2 separate regions of the Homo sapiens genome follow, and region 2 is linked to region 1. A link is an interaction called in ENCODE POLR2A ChIA-PET data of the cell type or tissue named here. Cell type or tissue: MCF 10A. All regions are shown on one strand. Links, peaks and the distances in the headings refer to the core of each region. The heading gives the core; the rest is flanking DNA.

Region 1 (9,023 bases), core at 2,187-6,186:
CTGGGCAATATAGTGAGACCCCATCTCTACAAAACATTTAAAATCAGCCGAGTGTGGAGGCACACACCTGTAGTCCAAGCCACTTGGGAGGCTGAGGCAGGAGAATTGCTTAAGCCCAGGAGTTTGAGGGTGCAGTGAGCTGTGATTATGCCACTGTACTTCAGCCTGAGTGACAGAGCAAGACTCTGTCTCAGAAAAAAAAAAATTGTTGAAGGCTTCTTTCCCTTTAATTACTAATTTTCAGAGTTAGGAGTTAGCGTTTCTCTCCTCTTTTTTACTTGTGGGCTTTTAAATAAAACCTTTTATTTATAAACTTGTGGACTTTTATCTTCTTATTTATTTTGGTTTGCAGTCATTATTCTTTTTAGTGCTTATTGCTTATGTTGCCTCATCTTCGACTGGTGAGAGCTTGTTTTTTAATTTTTTTTTAAGGTATGAGGTCTCACTCTGTTGCCCAGGCTGGGGTGCAGTGGCTATTCACAGGCATGATCATAGTGCACCACAGCCTCAAGTGATCCTCCTGTCTCAGCCTCCCAAGATAGCTGGGACTACAGGCATGTGCCACCACACCTGATTTAAATGTACTTTTGACTTATGATATTTTCAACTTATGATGGGTTTATTAGGATGTAACCCCACCATAAGTCAAGGAGCATTTGTAGTTATCTGATATCTAGCCCTGAGAATGATTAGGACAGAGGAACATTGCCCTCTGGTGTGGAAGAGCCAGGTAAAGGAAGTGGTTTCGAGTATGGGCTCTGGATTGGTTGGTTTGCATAGGAATGGCATGCTTACAGGGGAGTGGTTTGATATTTCTAGGAATTAGCTAGTCCTAGGAGGGGAAGTCTCTTAGGTCAAAGAGGCACCTGATGCTAGAACATCAAGAAGACAGAAAGTAAGGAAATATAGTTAATACACATGGTACCTGCCATTTCTGAGCCCATGATTTCCTGGCAGGGAAACAGGCAAGTCTCAGCTCAGGTGTAGCTGACCATACTTGCAGATGTTCAGAGGACTCATTTCAGGAGCTTCCTATTAATAGGTCACTGGCTCTTTTTTAAGCATGAGCATGTCAAGGCTACCAGGTGACTTACTGGAGAATTCAGTCTTGGCTTTTGTGCTTGGCTTGGGTTTCTAGGGTTCCCATGTAACCAGGAAAGCCCACCAGCCCACTAATACTGTCGGATTAAGTACTACTCACACATAGCACCTGGTTGAGTCCCCTCTCATGGATCACATGCACCACAAACACAAATAAAAGCTTCAGCTTCCTTTTATGAAAGGAAAATAACTTGTTAGAATATGAAGCGAATGGTCTGAATGGTAAGTGATAGTGAGGGTTCTCTTATGGCCTATCTATTGTGACCTTTATCTGCTGCTCCTTCACCAACTATGCTTTATTGTTATCCTATCCCTTGAGCACAGGCTGAAAGACTGGCCATTAGTTATCTAACCTTATTCATCAGGCAGCCTACAAAACACCATTCTTAGTTGGAGTTCCAAATAGATCTTTGTTTGTCCCTGATCTTATAGCTGCTATAGAGAAGGTATATCTTTGTCCACCTGCTACCAAATGTTAATCATTATTAAAGCTTGTGGTGGGTACCTGGAGATCTCTCATCTTTTGTGTGTGTTTGAAAATTCCATATTAAAAAGGTTCGAAAAATGAATAAAGTTTACATCCAGTAGGATGGCTACCACCAACAAAACAGAAAATAAGTGTTGGTGAGGATATGGTGAAACTGGAACACTCATGTTCTCTTAGTGGGAACGTAAAACGGTACAGCCACTATAGAAAACAGTATGGCAGTCACTCATATTAAAAATAGAATTACATATAATCCAGCATTTCAACTTCTGGGTGTATACACAAAAAAGTGAAAGCAAGGACTTAAACATGTTCGCGGCAGCATTATTCACAATAGACAAAAGGTGGAAGCAACCCAAATGTTCATTGACAGATGAAATCGTTAATAAAATTTGGTATGTACATACAATGGAATATTATGTTGTAGCATATATCAAAATGTCTTTCCTTTTAAAAGCTGAGGGCACTATCCTAAGTGAAATAAGTCAGTCACAAAAAGACAAATACTGTTTGATTCCACCTATATAAGGTTATGTGCAGTAGTCAAATTCAGAAAGACAGAAAGTAGAATGGTGGTTGCCAGGGGCTGGGGGAGGGGGTAATGGAGATTTTTTGTTTTTAATTCTTTTTTCAAAATTTACTTTTTACTTTTTTCTTTTGTTAAAAAAAATTTTACTCTTAACACCACTCAATGAGAGATTACTGTTTAATAGATACAGAGTTCCAGTTTTGGGGTTTTTTGTTTGCTTGTTTGTTTGTTTTAGATAGGGCCTTGCTTTGTCACCCAGGGAGAGTACAATGGCACGCTCAAAGCTCACTGCAGCCTTGAACTCCTGGGCTCAAGTGACCCTCCCACCTCAGCTTCCTGAGTAGCTGGGACTACAGATGTGTATCACTATACTTGGCTATTTTTATTTTATTTTATTTTATTTCATTTCATTTATTTATTTATTTATTTTGAGATGGAGTCTCGCTCTGTCGCCCAGGCTGGAGTGCAGTGGCATGATCTCGGCTCACTGCAAGCTCCACCTCACGGGTTCATGCCATTCACCTGCCTCAGCCTCCTGAGTAGCTGGGACTACAGGCGCCCGCCACTACTCCCAGCTAATTTTTTTGTATTTTTAGTAGAGACGGGGTTTCACGTGTTAGCCAGGATGGTCTCAATCTCCTGACCTCGTGATCCGCCCGCCTCAGCCTCCCAAAGTGCTGGGATTACAGGCATGAGCCACCGCGCCCAGCTATTTTATTTTTCTGAGATAGAGTCTCACTCTGTTGCCCAGGCTGTAGTGCAGTGGCACGATCTTGGCTCACTGCAACCTCCGCCTCCCAGGTTCAAACGATTCTCCTGCTGCAGCCTCCAGAGTAACCGGGACTACAGGTGCGCGCCACCATGCCCAGGTAATTTTTTGTATTTTTAGTACAGATGGGGTTTCACCATGTTGGGCAGGCTGGTCTTGAACTCCTGAGCTCAGGCAATCTGCCCACCATGGCCTCCCAAAGTGCTGGGATTACAGGCATGAGCCATCGCGCCTGGTCTATTTTTATTTTGTTTTTATAGAGACGGTGTCTCACTATATTGCCCCAGCTGGTCTCAAACTCCTGGGCTGAAGCGATCCTCCTGCTTCGGCCTCTCAAAGTGCTGAGATTACAGTCGTGAGCCACCGCACCTGGTTCAGAGTTCCAGTTTTGCAAGATAAAAATAATTCTGCAGATGGATGGTGGTGATGGTTGTGCAACAATGTGAATGTGCTTCGTACCACTGCACTGTACAGTTAAAAACAGTTAAGACGGTTCATTTTATGTTATGTGTATTTTATCACAATTTTAAATAAAAGAATCAAGTTTAAGTACTCTATAAAATTAAGCATAAACCTATACCATACCTCAATAATTTCACTCCTAGGTATTTACACAAAAAAATCAAAACATATGTCCACAAAAATGTTCATCGTTCAAGAATGTTCATAGCAGCTTTATTCATTATAATCCAAAACTGGGAACAAACCAAATGTCTGTCAACAGGAAATGGGTAAACAAAATAGGCTCTATCCATACAATAGAGTACTAATCTGGAAGAAACGACTGATACACATAACAATATGGATAAATGTTAAAAACATTATTCTGAGGAAAATAAACCAGACACAAAAGGAAATATACTGGTTTTATGAAGATCAACAGCAGAAGAATCAAAACAATGGTGATAGAATCAGAGCAGTGAGGGTTGGGAGTGGAGATGGGAAGGCAGGGAGGCCAAGGGTTGGGGGCATGGGGGGGTGAACTGCTACTGACAGAAGGAACTTTCTGGGTCGATGTATGGTTTTTTTTGTTGTTTTTTGTTTTTTTGAGACGGAGTCTCTCTCTGTTGCCCAGGCTGGAGTGCAGTGGTGCTATCTCGGCTCAATGCAACCTCTGCCTCCCGGGTTCAAGCGATTTTCCTGCCTCAACCTCCTGAGTAGCTGGGACAACAGGCATGTGCCACCATGCCTGGCTAATTTTTTGTATTTTTAGTGGACAGCCAGGATGGTCTCGATCTCCTGACCTCATGATCCACCTGCCTTGGCCTCCCAAAGTGCTAGGATTACGGGCATGAGCCACTGCGCCCGGCTGATGTAAGTATTTATATCTTGACTGAGGTGTTGGTTCCACAGGTATACATATTTGCCAAAACTCATCAAACTGTATACTTAAGGTCTGTGAACTTACTATATGTTCTTTATACCTCAATATAATTAGTATTTAAAAAAAGAGAAAGTCCTCTCCCTGCTCTCCCCTCTTCCCCTGGGGTCAATGAAGCAAGTATGAAAAAACTAATGTGGTTTTGATATTATTCTGTGTTCTGTGATGCATATCATTTATAAAACAACAGAAGTTCATTTCTTGTGAACAGTTTGCTTATAATAAACCAAGGGCAACAGGTCACTGCTGACTGGCCTAGCTCCCTTAGCCAGCATCACAGATGACTAAGAGGGAAGTGAGAGATAGCAAGTGTAAGCTTCGTGCAGCATGACAGTATCAAACAGGAGCAAGAGACAGTTCAGGAAGGTGGGGGCATAGCTCATGAGGAAGGTTGCTTGGTGAGCGGCAGGCCTCTGCATTATCTTTGGTATCAGTGAAGAGCTGGTTTCCTTGGCAACAGGGGCCTACTTAATGAATGGTGCCTGCCAGGCAGCAGGCATGGACATGTCCATAGCAAGTGTACAATAGTGAAAGAAGATCTCTTCACCAAATATTCCCTTTTAGTCTACATACTGAGATCTGTTGATGGTTTAAGAACAATCAGAGAATGCTGAAAGACATAATAAAAAGCTTCAGTGCCATTACCCACTTCTCTTCTCCCCCATTCCTAGTAACAACCACTTGTAACCTTTTATCCTTCTCCTCCTCCCCCTCCTTCTCCACTCCTCCCACTCCTTCTCTCCTCCTCCTCCACCCCCCCCCCCCCGCCCACGCTCCCTCCCTCCCTCTCTTCCTTCCTTCCTTCTTCATTTTTTTAAATTTTTTTTGAGATGGTCTCACTCTGTTGGCTCACTGTAGCTTCCACCTTCTGGGCTCAACTGATTCTCCTGCCTCAGCCTCTGAAGTAGCTGGGAATACAGGCATACACCACCACACCCAGCTAATTTTTCTGTTTTTTTGTAGCGATGAGGTCTCACTACGTTGCTTAGGCTGGTCTCAAACTCCGGGACTCAAATGATCTGCCTGCCTCTGCCTCCCAAAGTGCTGGGATTACAGGCCTGAGCCACCGTGCCCAGCCTCCTTTTCTTTCATTAGTTATTTTGGTTTCATATATATTTCTGTATATTGCTAATTCTTAATTTATCAACTGTAGGCATTGTCTACTTATTGCTTATGATTAATAAGGATTTAACTAATTAATACCACCCCATTTCTCCTTTTCTTCTTTTTACCATGACTTTTGTTGTATCATTGGTTTTCTTTCCATTGGTTACTTTTATACATTTAGATTCTGTTCTTAAACTATTTGTTTTTAATTCTGTCAATTTTCACTAACGTCTCTTGACTTTTTTCCCCTACCCTTGCCTCCATCTCTTTTCCTACTTCTACCTTCTGGTTTCTGTGAGCTTCACTTTGATATTTACATTGTTGAGGTTGAAAATTTACATTCTGTTCAGAAACCTGAACCCCCATCCTTTGTCTGTAGGTTGATGACACAAATTTAAAATTACTAAAAATATTAAATTGTTATGACATTATGTTTTCTTGTATAATTATGTCATCACCCTAGACCTCTCAAAGGACAATATTCCTAGAAAATTCTATGATGGGCCAGGCGCGGTGGCTCACGCCTATAATCCCAGCACTTTGGGAGGCTGAGGTTGGCAGATCACTTGAGTTCGGGAGTTCAAGACCAGCCTGACAAACAGGGTGAAATCCTGTCTCTACTAAAAAATACAAAAATTAGCCAGGTGTTGTGGCGGGCACCTGTAATCCCAGCTGCTTGGGACGCTGAGGCATGAGAATCACTTGACCCCGGGAAGCAGAGGTTGCAGTGAACTGAGATCACCACTGCACTCCAGCCTGGGTGACAGAGTGAGACCCTGTCTCAAAAAAAAAAAAAAAAAAAAAAGAAAAAGAAAATTGCATGGTGGATTCTCTTTTCTTAAAGAACCACAGTTGCCCAAATTCATACCACATTTGTTTATTTCAAGTTTGGATCATAACTTTCCTGTCTTAGAATTTTTATAATTTTTCCCTCATCAGGAGAAGCAAAAGCCTTCTTCATGAAAGCACTGATATCTATTAGTTCCTTACTCTAAAATTGTTCAGGGTCTATTCTAGAAGTCTTAAGAATATCTTTGTGTTGTATGAAAGGGGAGAAGGTTAGTACTCCCCTTGACAAGGATGGAAGAGGCCCTCAGGCCTGACAACACACATACGGTTAAGGCATTGCCACCTAGTTCGTGGCATCTAACTATCGTTTTTTCACACACTGGGGCCTGTTATGGGGTAGGGGAGGGGGGAGGGATAGCATTAGGAGACATACCTAATGTAAATGAGGAGTTAATGGGTGCAGCACACCAACATGGCACATGTATGCATATGTAACAAACCTGCACGTTGTGTACATGTACCCTAGAACTTAAAGTATAATAAAAGATATATATATATTTAAAAAAAAAGAATATCTTTTTGGAGCACATGGACCTCCTGTTTTAATTTGAATAGATTTCTTTCAAACCCCACTGCAAGCAGTCATCCTGGGGTTTCTTTTTATTAGATTAACAGGGTTAGTACTATCATCTTCTGTTTTCTACATACTCCTCACACTTGGTTTCCTGGCCAACATATTCAATTGTCTCCTTCAGATAGCATAAATAGTAGATAAACCCTGAATCCTTACAGGTGTAAGAATGGCTTTAGTTTGTCCTCAGTCTTGATAGCTAGCTTGTCTAAGTTTGGATTTCTAGGCAGAATTATTTTCCCACCCAACTCTGAAGGTGTGCTCCATTAATTAATTAAGGAACATTTAAGATTGTGAAATAGAACACATATATACAAAAAACACAAATGTGTATCTTAATGAATTGTTATACAGTAAATATTTATATAACCACCAGGCCATAAAACAAAATTTTGTCAAAATCTTAGAAGTCTACATCAACATTTTCCACCTTTGGCCCACTGGTCTCTTTCCAATTCCAATGTTCCTCTTTCCTCTTAGAAATATCCACAATTACGAGACTCTGTCTCAAAAAAAAAGAGGCCAGCCACAGTGGCTCATGCCTGTAATCCCAGCACTTTGGGAGGCCGAGGTGGGCGGATCACGAGGTCAGGAGATCGAGACCATCCTGGCCAACATGGTGAAACCCTGTCTCTACTAAAATACAAAAAATTAGCTGGGCGTGGTGGTGCACACCTGTAATCCCAGCTACTAGGGAGGCTGAGGCAGGGTAATCACTCGAACCTGGAGGCGGAGATTGCAGTGAGCTGAGATCATGCCACTGCACTCCAGCCTGGCGACAGAATGAGACTCTGTTTCAAAAAAAAAAAAAAAATCTACAATTCTGAATTTTATGGAAATAACTTTCTTGCTTTATAAAAATAATGTTATCAAATAAATATGCTTCTCTACACATATAATTTAGTTTGCTTATTTTTGAGCTTCACGTAAATGGAATAATACAGCATATATTATTTTGAGTCTGGCTTTATTTGCTTAGCATTATGTTTTGAAATTCATCCATGTTGTTGGATGTACCTACAGTTCATTTCATTTCCATTGCTGTTCAGTATTACATTGGATTAATCTAATACAATGTGTTTATCTCTTCTACTAGTGATAGATATTTATTAATAGGTCGGTTCCAGTTTGAGGCTGTCATGAATAATGCTGCTAGGAAGATCTTTGTATGAGTTTTCTCACCCTGATGTGAAAGAAAATTTTTTTTTTTTTTGAGACAGAGTCTCGCACTGTCGCCTGGGCTGTAGCGTAATGGCGTGATCTAGGCTCCTTGCAACCTCTGCCTCCCGGGTTCAAGCAATTCTCTTGCCTCAGCCTCCCGAGTAGCTGGGATTACAGGTGCCCGCCACCATGACCAGCTAATTTTTTGTATTTTTTAGTAGAGACAGGGTTTCGCTGTGTTGGCCAGGCTGGTCTCGAACTCCTGACTTCGTGAACTGCCCGCCTCGGCCTCCCAAAGTGCTGGGATTACAGGCGTGAGCCACCGCGCCCGGCCGAAAGAAAATTTTTGACTGCTTGTTCTATCAGTTACTGAGATAATTTTGTTCAAATCTCCCGCAAGGATTGTGAGTTTCTCTGTGATTCTGACAGCTTTTGCTTTATACATGTCAAGGCAATAATATTTGGTACATACATATTTTGTACCAATGTTAATTATTCCTGATGACTTGAAGCTTTTATCATAATTAAGTGGTCCTCTCTAATTTTTTTGTCCTAAATTCTGTTTTGTCTCATATTAATAAAGCTAGACCAGTTTTCTTTCATTTTTTTTATCATGGTAAAATACACATAATATAAAAATTTCCATTTTAACCATTTTATTTACTTTTTTTAGAGGCAAGGTCTTGCTCTGTTGCCCAGGCTGGAGTGCAGTTGCATGATCATGAAACCGCCTTGGCAAAATTGTGACTGAGGAAATTATGACAATGAAAGCAATCAGACCTAAATAACTCCATCTTGCTTCTAACCTTTAAGCTGTCTTTGTTCATTCCTGCGAGTAGGCCAAACTAACCTTGGGAAGGAATTCAGTTCATGGTTTGACTCTGAAACAAAATTAATAACAGCCCTTTCCTGAAAAGACCCCCTTCTTGCCTGGGGACCAGTCTGCCTTTGCGAACTAACAAATTAGCTACAAGATTAGAAATTACAGTTTAGGGATCATGCCACCTCTGGCGCCTAGAGTCTGAACTTCCCCTAATTGCTTCTGGGGATAACATCACTATTGTAAAA
Region 2 (9,023 bases), core at 2,420-6,419, 240 kb after region 1:
AAAGCCATGTATGTCTGGAGGCAGAAGGATGACTCTCAGAGATGACCAACCTGCAAAGCTAGAAAAGGAGCCCAAGACGAGGCCAGAAGAGAACAAGCCAGAGCGGCCCAGCGGTCGGAAGCCACGGCCCATGGGCATCATTGCCGCCAATGTGGAAAAGCATTATGAGACTGGCCGGGTCATTGGGGATGGGAACTTTGCTGTCGTGAAGGAGTGCAGACACCGCGAGACCAGGCAGGCCTATGCGATGAAGATCATTGACAAGTCCAGACTCAAGGGCAAGGAGGACATGGTGGACAGTGAGATCTTGATCATCCAGAGCCTCTCTCACCCCAACATCGTGAAATTGCATGAAGTCTACGAAACAGACATGGAAATCTACCTGATCCTGGAGTACGTGCAGGGAGGAGACCTTTTTGACGCCATCATAGAAAGTGTGAAGTTCCCGGAGCCCGATGCTGCCCTCATGATCATGGACTTATGCAAAGCCCTCGTCCACATGCACGACAAGAGCATTGTCCACCGGGACCTCAAGCCGGAAAACCTTTTGGTAAGCCTTGACTTTTGATGATATGGGAGAGGGTGTTTTTAGAATATGGGATAAAATTGATATTAATTGTTTTATACTCTGTCACCTTTACACACTAGAATTTTACTTTTATGTTATTATAACATACTTGTTCCAGTATTTAAAACTATGGTTATAGGTCATAAGTTGCTGAGATAAATTAGTTTTGATTAACTTACAGAAAAAGAAACCTTCCAATTTAAATAAAATGGAAAATGTCTCTTCATCTCTGGGAGAAAAATGCTTTTGTCTTGATAGTGACTACGTGGACTTAATTTCTTGGCACTTAGGTACTGGGATGCCTACTGATGGCAGCTTCCCCTCGAGGCTTTGTGTGCATCATCCACCCTCCCACTGAGATGCCACTTTGGTCTTTTTGAAGATAATGCTTTGCTAAGCAGCTCAAAAGGTGAAAAGGTGCAGCACTGTAAGGGTCTGTGTAAGGAGTGCCGATGAGGCTGGCTCTGTGGTCAGATAACTTGGGTTTGAATCCTGGCTTTCTTAGTTGCTTGCTCTTAGATAAGTCCTTTATCTTGCTGGACCTTAGTTTCATCATTTTGTAAAAGAGAGATGGTAATGGTGCCTGTTTTGGAAGGATGCCTGCAGTTTGAGTATGGGAAAAAGAAAAGCAACCCTTGACAGCTGGGAGCTGGCCTGACACCCTTATCTCAGCTATGCCATTCTTCTGTTGAGCATAAGCAATTTCACAGATCACAACATCAGATAAGGCCACTCTGACCATAATGGATCAAGACAAAAGCAAAACCCCTTTATACTGATGTCCAAATGCAGATAAAAATAAGAATATTGTCCAAACCACATATAAGGTCACATGTCCCCTTTGTGGCTGCTGTGAGTGACTGACTGCGTTGCTTCATCCTTCCTACCTTCATGTAAGAATTATTAAGATACCTGATTATAGAATTACCCCCACGTGCTGACACTATCCAGCCCAGAGCAAAACCCTGCTTTCATGAATCCTCCCCCAAAATCATCTAACACAGCCCACATATTATCATGAGTCCTTTAAACACTCTCTTACTTTGATTCCCAGATTCCAACAGTACGTGTTCTCCCTTATGACAATGAGTCGGTAAACTTAGTGTGTTTGAGTACAAGTGTGTGCCAGGAGGTCTTTGTCAGGATGACACTGTCACCCTCTGGCACGTTCACCCACTTTCTTCTTTATCGCCCCAATCACCACTTGATAGAGTCTATATTTGCCTTTCTGTCTCCCTCCTCTTATTGGAGAGAAAGTTCCATGACAGCATGGACTTTGTTTCATTCAGATTGTGCTCCCAAACCTAGAACAGTTCTGTCACTTGGTCGACATTTAATACATGTGAGTTGTATGAATGCCTAAAGGCCATACCATGCTGCCTGGGAAACAGCAAGAACTCCATCAGTGGCAGAGACTATCACTATTATTACATTAAAAACAACCCTGATATCAAGGTGAGTATCATGAGTAAGCATTCAAAGTCACATCATTGCAGACAAAGCAATAGTGAATGAGCACAGTGATTTTGATGGGCCATATTTTGGCAGGAAGCTGGGAAGGTGGGGGAAGGGATTTACACTGTTTTCTTTAATTTCCATGGCTGTAAACTCAGCCTGGGGACACCATCCCAGTTGCATTTGCCTGTCTGTAAACTGGTCTCACAAGCAGGTGAAACACTGAGTGAGTCAAGCTAATTATCCAGTGAAATGAGGTCTACATTGACCACTAAGTCGAGCAACCTTGTTTTTGTGTTTTTGTCCTAACTCATAGAATTACAGAAGCAGTTTGACTGGTTGGATGAGGGGTCTGAATTACCATCAAATAACTCTCTTTGAACAATTTCATTTTTTGCATTAGCTGGATGTCTTTTTCCTTTCTCTACTCGCTTTTTGATTCTTCCCGTCTTTTGGGTCTGAGCCCAGATGTCTTCCATGTGCAATGTACTGTACACTCTTTATTATGGACACTTTGCAATTGCAACAGAGCAGTGTTCTTTAACAACTCTCTGCTTCTTTCACCGAATTGTCTAAGCAGGAGAGATCCCTTTCGAGGCCTGAGGAGGTCCCACGAGCTGAACATTTCAGTCATGTGCCTACTATAGCATTAAAACAGTTATACAAGTTCTCAGCTATGTGGAATGAGATGATTTTCTTTTGGAGACAGTTAGCTTAGTTTGCATTTTCTAACAAGATCCTGGAACCAGTTGGTTGAGTCCACCCATCTCTTGGGCAATAGAAGCTCTCATTTGTGTGAAGGGATTTATCAGTTATTTTTGAGATGGAGAAAGTCAGCACTGTTATAGATCACATGGAGGGTGGTTTGAGGAAGTAGGAAAACAGCAAGGAATATGTTTAATATGGACAAGCTACTTGCCTCTGGGTAGTTCTTCATGGTTTAAATGTCAGTACATGCATGTTTTAGTGCTCTGGGGCAATGGAATTGTGTGTGTGTGAGAGAGAGAGAGAGACAGAGAGAGAAAGAGAGGGAGAGAAGGCAAACTACAGAGTGGTTATAATTTTTTCAGCCTAAATGCATGAGCTTTTGTTTATTGGAATTGATCCCAATTGATATGTAGACCCTTTCTTTTTTGTGATTTTGAAGAAAGTCCATATATATATGTGTATATGTGTATACATACATATATATGTATATAGTCCATATATATATATTTCAAATAAAATAACTTTTTTTGTGGTGGTATGGCTTCTTCAGAAACTGTAGAAAGCTGCATATTTGAGCCATCTTATGTGGAATAGGTTAATATATTTGTTTTCCTGTGGATAATTTGTCAGCTTGCATTTATCAAAGTGGACAGGTCTGGCACATTTATAAAACATGTTTATCCTTTTTCTGGGTGAGTAAAGTTTAACATATTGTTATGTCAGAAGTCTAAATGCTATCTGATGTCAGCGCTTTTTGGTTTTTCAGACAGAGGTAGAGATAATGTTGGATTGACAGTTGACTCATTGTCTGGGTTTAGCAAGGTGTTATCTCTAAAGTTGCTGATATAATTACATTGCAAATTTGTTTGGCCTTCTAAGATTTAAAATATTCATAAATATCACATTGGTGACTGCTGTCCATAAGTTGGTGTTCTTCAGTTGCCTTTAATTTAATGTTTTACACTTGTGATAAGCTTTATATTGTCAAACTAATTGTTTCTTCCTTTAATGGATGGCTGCTGTGTCCATTAAGACCTGTCTTTGTTAAGCTTCGGGAAGTGATTATGTCAGAACTAACTTTTGATTACATGGCTGATTGTAAGTGTTGCTGCTTTTAGAGACTATCTGTATGTGCTAAAAGCTCCTAATGAATATAGTAAGCTTTCATGTTTTAATCAACAGAAATATTTATATCTGATAATTGTGCCCTAGAGTAAAATTTTAGGCCTATATTCCTGAGTTTATCTATTTCTACTGATTACATTTCCTGATAAGATGATGGTGCTCTTCTTCCCTTAGGGTTATTTAGACTCCTGAGATCTTACAAAAGAAGTTTTAATTATAAGAATTTCCAGCTTGCAGAAATACCAGTGTTAATTGCTGCTTCTGCCAGTGTGTGCTCCTTGGAGGAGTTGGAATATGCTGGGTGGTGTTGGCTGGGCTCTGGGGAAGGAAGTGGGGAAGCAAACAGGAGCTGGAGTAGTGATGATGATGATTAGACCAGCTCACAGAGGGTGGAAGGGCAAAGGCCAGGTTATTTATAGCTGATGGCTGAGAGATTATATCCAGCAAAGAAAGCTGGGTGAGCAGGATGGGGGAAGGGACTGAAGAGGTGTCAGACATGAACATTGAGCACGGTCATTTGAGAACATTTCTTCCAGAATAAGGGGAAGAGAAGGATGTGTTCCTGCACTGGAAACAGAGTGGAAAGGAATGAGCAGGGTGGGCATGCTGCTACACCTCCACTAGCATATAGGATGTTCATGTCTCCAATTCTGCTACTGCCCCCAGACTAGCTGTTACAGCCCTGGAGTGCTGGGAGCAGAGATCCCTGAAATCCAGGAGAGATGGTGGTGGTGATGGTGGGAACAGGTCTCAGCTTGGTCAAGGACAAAGGTTGTACCCTCTTTCTGGCCTCCTGCTGGTTCTAGGAAGAAACGGGCTTGTCTGTATATTTACTGGTGAATATGACTAGGACAGGGCAGTGACTGGTGTCCCTAAGGGTGGCAGGGAAAATCCAGAAGGATAAAGAGTAGCCGGCCACACTTCCTGCTCATTCTCCCTTTACCATGAACCTGTTCAATCACTTTCTTGGTCTGAATTCTGTAAGTTCTTTTTCTCTTCTATTTTGCTATACAAGAAGGAGTCACTGATTATTGCTATGGTAGTCACTGGTTCTGCAATGCATAATTCTCCTTGATCAGCAAGATTTCTCTTCTAACAGCTTCATTTTCAATCTCCTTTCCCTTAGCTTCCAAGACAGAGGTATTCATGTCTTCTCATTAATAGTCCAAGTATTCATGAATGCATTTATACCCCAATCACATTAATTTAAAAAACTAGTAACAACTATGAAGTATACTTAAGCTCTACTTAATAAAATAAATAAATGTGAATTTCAGCAATAACATGAAATTACCAAAGAAAAAGTACAGTGACACAAGTCTTTAGGTCATTGGCCAATTTTGATCGAGTCAGTGAGAATGCTGTTATGTAAGAGATTGAACTCCTCTGGAGAACTGCGGGGTATATTCTTGTCAGAAATCATTGCAGTTATGACTGTAGGTTTACATTGGTAAGACAGGCTCTCAGTATCCATTTCAGCAATTTCCAGGACAATAATAGTATCTGTACACTCAGTGAACTTATGTATTTCCAGGGTTTGGCCACATAGGCAGAGGTTACAGGAAATTTCTCAAAGTCTTCAAAATTATAGATACTGGATCATCTTGAGGACTGAGGTTTTCTTTCCTCTGTAAGTTACTTTCGAAACATCCACCTAAAAGGATAGGCGTCTAATAAGTTACTGTCTGTAGTAAATTTTCAGCAACAAAAACAATTTTAAAGCATGGTTCCTATTTATCAACTTGGTGGATATCTTCTAAAACTGTGACCTCATTTCATCAAGGAGGCCTGAAGTTCAGGTCATTTGGTAAATGAACATAACAGCACCTTCCTTTAGTCCGCTTAATCCCTGTGTTCATGTATGTTATCACCTGTCTAAAAGAGTATATTCTTGTGAGCCATTTGAGGGTCTAAGATTAACTTTCTTAAAAGTCTTTAAGGGCATTCGGAAAATGCTCTTAAGCTAAGGAAACAGCTTAGTAAATCTCAAGTTTCTGAGGTCTCAGGTCTAGTTGTCTAATTGCAACAGAAACCCTCAGGTTCTGGTTCATCTTGTGGAAGTCCCACATGTTAGGGTTTATGTGAGGGGAGGGAGAAAAGAAGGAGTGAGGAGTCCGCAGCCATGGTCCCAGCAAGAGATGATGGTGGCTTGGTCTTGGGGACCGCAGTAAAGATGGGGAGAAGTGGTCATCCTAAGGGTAAAGACAAGACTTGTGAGTGGATTGAATGCTGTGGATGAGGAAAGAGAAGACTCAAGGGTAACAGATGTTTATGACCTGAAGCTGGATCAGTCGTGGCCCCATCTTTCTAATGGAGGAGGGTGGTTTCTGTGTAGTTATGGGGATAAGAGACTGACTGAGTTAGGATAGAATGGAAGGTGGAATACTGTAGACAGTGTGTATAGACACCTCTTTCAAGGGTGTGTGTGTGTGTGTGTGTGTGTGTGTGTGCACGCACGAAGGAGATCATAGAATGGACAGTAGCTAAAGAGGGATGCAGAGAAAATAAGGGTTGTCTTTTTTTTAAGTTGGGAGATATGACAGCATCTTTATGTGATGATGGAGCCATTCTCTGGGTTGGGGAACTGTGGGAGAGAAGCAGGGTCGAGGTGAAATCAGTTTCCGGCATGTTGAATTTGAGATGATCATCTGATTGGATGACTAGGTGGTGAAGTAAAGTGTACTGTGAAATATGAGGCTATCAAGTTCAGGAAACACCTACAGTCCAAAGTCCATTCCTTCATCAGCTGGGCTGGCCACCTCTGACCAGACACTGGGTTAAAAAGACAGTGCATTACAGTGACTTCTTTGCTCAGAGCTGCCATTAGCTTCCCTTCGCATTCACATTCAGAATAAAAGCCAAGGTCATTTCCATGGCCTGGAAGGTCTTATATGATGTGGACTCCATCTTCCTCTCAAAGCCACTCTCCAGCCATTCAGCTCCTCACTCGCCCTGCTCCTGCCCCTGCTTGCTACATCAAACCATGCATGCCCCTCGGCCTTCACATTTGCTGTTTCTTCTACCTGAAAACTTGCTCCTCACATCTTAATATGGCTCACCCTTGCCTTCTTTCAGATGTTGCTTCCTCAGTGAGTCCTTCCTTAACCACCTTATTAAAAAAAAAAGAACTCCTGCCACTGTGCCAGCATTGCCAGTAGAATTTTCTGTGATGATGGAGATACAGATTTCCTGTATCTGCATAGCCCAATGTGGTAGTCTCTAGCCACATGGGCAGTTCCTCCTGTCTAAGGAACTGCATTTTAAGTTTCATGTAAAAACCAATAGCCATGTGTACTTAGTGGATACTGTACTAGACAACGCAGCCCTTATCCCACTTTTACTTTTTCATAACGCTTATCACTGCCTGAGATTACATATTTATTTGAATATTGTTCATTAATAGAAAGGAGGCTTCATAAGAAAAAGAACTTTGTCTGTTTCCTTCACTACTTTATTCTTAATATTTCAAACACTGCCTGGCAGATGGTAAGTGTGTAAATATTTGTTGAATGAACATGAGATTTTAATTAAGTAGAAATAAGCAGATGCAATAAACAGACACCAAAAGCATCTTATCTTGTGAGCATGCCATGTGACAAGTCCCAGGGAAGACTTTGTCCTCACTGATTTTTTTTTTCAGTCATACTTTTGTATTATGGTATGTTTATGTGTTTGTGTGTGTGTGTGTGTGTGTGTGTGTGTGTGTGTATATATGGTGTATGTACATATATTTTGAGACAGTCTGACTCTGTCACCCAGGCTGGGTGCAGTGGTGTGATCTCAGCTCACTGCAACCTCCGCCTTCCAGACTCCCCCCACCTTAGCCTCCCAAGTAGCTGGGACCACAGGTATAAACCACCACACGTGGCTAATATTTTGGTATTTTTTGTAGAGATGAGGTTTCGCCATGTTGTGTAGGCTCACTTCAAACTCCTGGACTCAAGTGATCCACCTGCCTTGGCCTCCCAAAGTGCTGGAATTACAGGCCTGAGCCACTGCACCTGGCCTGTGTTATGGTATATTTTGCTGTCGTTGAAATATAAACGGATTTTAGGTATTGGCATTTTAATGTGAATTGGTTTCTAAGATCATTTCATTCTTCACAGCCAGTTGAAAATGGACCTTGGAGGGAAAAAGTACGAGAAACCATGAAGGATCAAGTAAGAAGGTGGCAAAGATAAATAAACTTTATCCATGTCTTAATCCTTAAGGGAGCCACTTGTTGTTTGGTCTGTACTCTGCTTCCATCTTCTGTTCAGAGATGAGAATTGCAAGATCACATTTAAATTGAGGTACCATTGAAGGAGAGAGCAGAGTTAATTGTTCAGAAAAATAAAGATTCTTCTTGAAGCTTTCAGATTATCCAGATGCTATCTGAATGCCTACGTAAATAATGTAGACCACTTGAATTCCAAGCATGACACTTTGGTGTGGCTGGAAAAGGATGATAGATGCAGACAGATAACAGTCATTACAGTGCCATGTAAAGCAACCTCTTACACCCTTTCAGTTAGGGAACAACCGAAAATGAGCCCCAGCAAGAACATGGCCCAGAGCAGCGAGTTTAGCTAGGCTGCAAAAGAGATACAGGGAGATGTGGGGTGAGGGCAAAGTGAGATGTGTGTAAAGGGGGCTTTTGTACCCCCCCCCCCCACACACACACACAACCCGGGAAAACCCTGAAAGGTTTTCTCAGGCAGGGACACTGAAGTGGGTCATTTGATGGGGTCTTTGGCTGTCTTGATGACCACCCAGTGCCTGGTCAGCCGAGAGTCCTGAGGTCCTCTGCTCTGATCGAATCACACCTGGTGTGTGGCGTTTGGTGCTGGGCATTCTTGGTTAAGAAAGGCATCATGGGGGCCATCCAGAACTTTACTGTGGACACAGACCTCTCTGAGGTTGTGAGGAAATGCAGATTCTGTTTCAGGGGCTCTGGGGCAGCTGAGAGCTGTAACCAGCTCACAGGAGATGCTGATGGTGCTGGTCCAGGGTCCAGGGGCTGCACTTGGAATAGGGATGAGTGAGGGAGGGTGACCAGGAGAACAGGTCCTGTAAGGATTCACCAGAGCATCCTTGGTTGTTGTATTAGCCAGAGTTCTCTAGAGAGACAGAACCAATAGGATATATGTTTATAGAGATGTATGAGAGGGGATTTATTAGGGGACTT

The links. Peaks named below come from ENCODE experiments on the same cell type or tissue, not always from the same donor. Only the 100,000 strongest peaks of a DNase experiment are listed, where the experiment ranks them.
Region 2: POLR2A ChIA-PET joins it to region 1 with 5 read pairs; 3 of 35 experiments call an interaction of 5 or more read pairs at or near these places.

The regions. Positions count from the first base shown.
Region 1 is chr3:36,965,704-36,974,726 of GRCh38, reverse strand. It overlaps the pseudogene RNU6ATAC4P. Among named protein-coding and RNA genes, the nearest start is that of EPM2AIP1, 23 kb to the left of the region's middle. RefSeq lists enhancers at 4,779-4,838, 4,929-4,978. In MCF 10A, for the core only: no CTCF peak of the experiment used is centred there; a DNase peak (open chromatin) is centred at 4,676.
Region 2 is chr3:36,728,735-36,737,757 of GRCh38, reverse strand. DCLK3 (doublecortin like kinase 3) reads left to right here. Exons shown (of 5, transcript NM_001394672.2): 2 at 1-550. Among named protein-coding and RNA genes, the nearest start is that of DCLK3, 31 kb to the left of the region's middle. In MCF 10A, for the core only: no CTCF peak of the experiment used is centred there; no DNase peak of the experiment used is centred there.